Regions from separate parts of the Homo sapiens genome. Here region 2 is linked to region 1. The links are chromatin loops, found by intact Hi-C in ENCODE. Cell type or tissue: K562. All regions are shown on one strand.

What was found. Peaks named below come from ENCODE experiments on the same cell type or tissue, not always from the same donor. Only the 100,000 strongest peaks of a DNase experiment are listed, where the experiment ranks them.
Region 2: a loop joins it to region 1, with 7 times the contacts of the local background. A loop is called at or near these places in 4 of 110 quality-filtered maps.

What each region holds. Positions count from the first base shown.
Region 1 is chr20:30,375,615-30,378,114 of GRCh38, reverse strand. It overlaps the pseudogene FRG1BP. Among named protein-coding and RNA genes, the nearest start is that of FAM242A, 15 kb to the right of the region's middle. In K562, a CTCF peak has its summit at 1,035 (motif pointing left); a DNase peak (open chromatin) is centred at 944; H3K4me3 peaks cover 1,594 bases.
Region 2 is chr20:30,580,894-30,583,393 of GRCh38, reverse strand. No RefSeq gene overlaps it. Among named protein-coding and RNA genes, the nearest start is that of FAM242A, 220 kb to the right of the region's middle. In K562, a CTCF peak has its summit at 1,348; no DNase peak of the experiment used is centred here.

The sequences.
Region 1 (2,500 bases):
CATTTGGCTTAATTTATTTACTGCATGTATGTTCTCTCATTTAATCCTCACAGTATTCTAAAGGTATAAAAAATGGTCTAAAAGTTTAAATGTGTAAACGGAGGTTCAAAGATACTTGATCTCTTAATGAGTAAATGGAAGTTCAGACATATTAACCAATTTGCCACAAATTACAAAATTAGTAAATGACAGAGTGCAGGTTCCAACCCATATCCCTATCAAAGCCCATATACACCTCAACCACTGTGTGATTCATCCCGGTTTCACTCTACATATTAGCTTAGAAAAAAATTAATCAATAATTTTTCCAGGAAGAGACAATGGAGAAAAGAATAATCCCTAATAAAGGAAGTTATTATAATGAACTACAAGATCAGACTAACGCAGACCCACCAGGCAGAGGCCTGGAGAGATGCCTCAGGGGACCCAAACTCGTGGGTACGGGGCCACGGGTCACCCGCCCGTCTATCCTGTTTCCAGGGTCGTCAGCACGGGAGGCTGCCCCTCTCTGCACAGGCGCCAGGAACCGCGGTCCGGCCTCCGTCCAGCCCAGACAGGGTCAGAGCGAAGCCTGGGAGGCCACAAAGCCGGCTCTCTGCACCACGGCTTCCACCGGATTCGCGGGGGTGGAGTGCATCCGAAAAGAACTGAGGAGGCTCCCACCAGAGCTGCAGGACCCAGCTCTTCACCTCGGTTCCCTTGAGCACGAGCTTGCTAGACTTCACATAAGAGTACTAGGCCATGGCTCCGGGAGACTTCTGCGCGGACAGGCTGAAGCCGGCTCAGGACGAGTATGTGACCTGGAGCAGCACCAGGGCAGGGAGGAACAGAAGTGGAGGCGAAGTAAACACTCCCTGACAGCCTACGTCTGTCCAGAACCCGCCTCCGTCTTCACCCAAACGGTGAATGCCCGAGATTTCCACTTCCAGGTTTCTGCCGGGAGGGGGGGGGGGGGCGGGGCGTGAGGGAGGAGCTACGGCGGCTGCAGAGGGCCGAAAGGTGTCCGCATGCATCTGCTCCCTGGCGCCCTCTCGAGGAGCCCCTGAGGATTCGTGCCTCCCAGAGGTGGGGAAAGCCCGCCCGAGGCGCAGGTGCTGACGGTGGCGGGGCTGCCGGGCGCGCTGTGGAACCTCCTCTCGCTAGAGATGCGGGCTGGCGACGGTCCCCGCGGGGGCGGGAAGCGGCTCAGGCTGCCCTCCCCGGCCTGCGGCGGCGCATCTTGAAGCGCGGGCCACTCCCGCGCAGGTCACTCAGGGCTGTGCCTCGCGCGACTGTGTGTGCAGGAAACAAACAGGAAATACCCTAAAATGGAATGAAGAGACATGTTGAGGCCCGCGGATGTCGCGAGTGCTGTGGGAATGTGGGCGGAGGTGGAGAGTTATGGTGGCGCGTGTTACAGGCTCAGGGGTCAGGAAGAAGCCTAATCCTGGAGGCGGCATCTGAGGAGGGTCTTGAACGCTGGGCAGGCTTTTGCCCGATAGAGATGGAGGAAGCTAGTCCTGTCTGATGGAGGAAACAGGGCAGAGGCGTGGAGGGAGATGCGCAGTGCTGGTGTGAGGAGCCGCGAGCAGGCCAGGCCTGTAAAGCAGAGTGATGGGAACCAGGATAGAGAAGGCAAATCGGGGTCCTGCGGTCGCTGAAGAATTTGAATGAAATCATTAAACAGGTGAGAGGGATCCATCGCAAGAGCATGGGATGAAACGAGGAGTAGTCCACGGTGATCCCTCTGCAGCGGTGGGTATTATTAATCGCACATGTGACACCAAAACGGTGGGTATTATTGATAGCGTATGTGACACCAAAACCACCCCACTCAAGCTGTGGCTCTTTCCCTAAAGTAGAAAACAGAGACCAGTTGGGTTCCAAGCATCCACAAAGATCTTATTAAATTCGTGATCCCTGGTGGCACCATGGAGTCAGGATTGGCTCATTTCAAACCTGACTCAGAAATAAAACCATCTCAATGTGCGGAGATGAGCGTCCTTACCCGCTATCATAACGTATTTTCTGGTGTTTTCACAGTGCTGCGCTTCCTAATCCCCATTCTAGGGCAATCCACATGCCATGATGCCCAGAGGCATTAACAAAGGAGACACACAGGGGCTCCTCACGTTGGCTTTCCATGGTTTTGATGAAAATCTCAGTTTCCTCATCTCATACAATGTGGTTCGTAATAGTATCATTTAGGGTTGAAGAATTAAATGGTACAAATTATATAGAGTGCTTATTATAACCTACATGGAAAATGCCTAGGATATGTTAGCTATGCTCATCACCAACATCGTTATATGATGGTAATAATCAGATAGTCAGGAAGGCCGACACCAAGAAAATGGATACATGCTCTGAGGGAATGAATGTGGAGAGATCAGAAGGTCAAGAACAAAGCCGTACAACATGTCTGCAGTAAAGGGATAGAGAAAAGAAAGGCTATAAAAGAAGGAATTAAACAGTTAGAGTAAAATTATAAAATCAAAGCTAAGGAGAATTTCCAGAAAGG
Region 2 (2,500 bases), 210 kb before region 1:
TTTCAAAAATCAACAATAGGAAAAATATAACCCAATGTAAAACTGGGCAAAGCATGCATACAGACACTTCCGCAAAGAAGATATAAGGATGGCAAAGAAACAACAACAAAAAAGTAATATCTGCTGAACACCATTAGCCATTAGGGAAATGTAAATTAAACTCACAATGCTTAGAATGGCTAAAATAAAAAAATAAGGAAAATACTAAGTGCTGATGAAGATGTAAATAAACTGGAAATTTCTACATCATTAGTGAGAATGCAAAATGGTACAGATACTACAGTTTGACAGTTTCTTATAAAGTTAAACATGCATTTCCCATATGACCCAGTAAACATACTCCTGGCTTCGTATGCTACAGAAATAAGCACAAAAAAACTATACATGAATGTTTATATCAGCTCTATTGATAAATGCCAAAAAGTGGGGGGAAAAGTCTATCAACCAGTGAATAGATGAACTGTGATATATCCATAAAGTGGATACTTCCGTTAACCAGAAGTAAAAGAAATGAAGTATTGATACGTATAACAACTTGGGTGAATGTCAAGAGCAATTTGCTGAGTAAAAGAATCCGGTCTCAAATGTTACATATAGCATCAGTCCATTTATATGACATTCTCAAAAAGACAAAGCTGTAGAGTTTTAGTGCTTATGGTAGTTGCCAGTGGTTACAGGTATGGTGAGGGGTAATTATGAGGGAAGACATGAGCGGAGTTTTTGGGGTGATGGAAATGTTCTTTTTCTGACTACGGTAGTCGTTACACAAACTATGCCTGTGTTGTAATAGAATTGTACACCAAAAATAACAAAATAGTCTATTTTACTGTAGAAACATTTCTTAAAAACCTGTTTTAAAAACCTGGAAACACAATCTTAGTTATAAGGCATGGTCTATAAATGTTGTTATCATTTCTAACAATTTGTTTCCAGGGATTTTTTTTTAGATTATCGAAACATAACCAATCATTGCTCTTCAACTCTTCAATACTCTGAAATAGTTGGTGGATTATATAACCTACCAATATTAAGTGAGATTAAGGAATATATCCAGGGGTTATTTCTATTCTATTTTGATACCTAATTCCAATTCTACACTGCAAATCCTTGATGCCAGCTGTCTGTTGAGTAGCTACTCTAACCATAAACACTTAACAACTTTGTACGATGTCCTGGACACATAGAGAAAAATATGACATGGTCCCAGAAATAGAAGAACTTTCAGTGTATGGATTAGATAAAGATAAATAAGAAACGAAGAGCTATAAGACTTAGGCAAGGCAAACTCTATACTGGAACACAAAATTCAGCACCATTCTTCTCCAAGGTACAACTCTCTTGCGTCCTCTAGCGTCCTCAAGTAAGGACCATTCTGTAAGCTGCAACGAATGAAAACCTTAGAGTAGCTGCTGGCATTTCCCTTTCACGGTCTTGGATATAAGCAATTTATGATCATCAATGTTTGACAATTATGACAATCAATCAAACAATATTATACTAAGTCGATGTTAGAGATTTGGTTTAAAATACTGAAACCAAAAAAAAAGGGGCATGGAGTTGATCCGAGACAGGCAAATGTTAACAAAGGTTGAAGCTGGGTGATGCTTCCACAGAATTATTTTAGTCATATTACATTTGGCTATGCTTATAAATTTCCATAGTAAAAACTTAAGGGAAAAATAAAAGCTATGAAGCCTATTTGGTTAAACGTGGGTAAAAATCCAAAAAGAAGTCTACTGGAAGAGGAAAACATTGAATTAATATTGTTATTGTTATATCTTGTGGTTAGCATAATTAATTTTTTTCTTTTACTCTTTCTATACTTTCTTAATCTTTTACAATATGCAATCATTTATATAATCAGAATATGAACGTAAATATTTCAAATAAAATTAAATTACAGATAACTAAAAAAAATAAAAAATTCAAAGCTCATTAACCTCGCTTTTACGGTCCTCTAGAAAAATCCAAACATGTCTTCTGAAGCTGACACTAAACACATCAAGAACTAAGGCAATGGATGGAAACTATCTGAATTCAAATCTCAGCTCAGGCTCTTACCACCTGGGTGACCTAAAGATAAACCATCTATGCTGTGTGTCTCTTTGCTTTTCTTTAAGATGGGAATGGTGGCACCCAACCCAGCCTCAAAGGGCTCTTGTGAGGATTACATATGTTAATTCATATCAAACTCTTAGAATGATCAGCACTCAATGTTTAAATACTATCTTTATTACTCATGCCCAAGTTCTCCCTCATCCGTTTCTGCATTTATTGAACAAATATCAGGGCATCTTCGAGCAGAATTTGCCAATGAATGAAGGAAATATCGTCTCCCCTGGGAAGAAAGGATGATAAGTACTACTCAGGTGAGACTCCGCTGCCAAGTGCCAAAGGGTTATTCCCTCCTTCTCCCTGAAGCCTTTTTCAAGAAGTCAAGGCTAAAGAAGGAAAGGAGGATGGGAGAAATCAGAACTCCTGCATGAATTACAGTGGACTG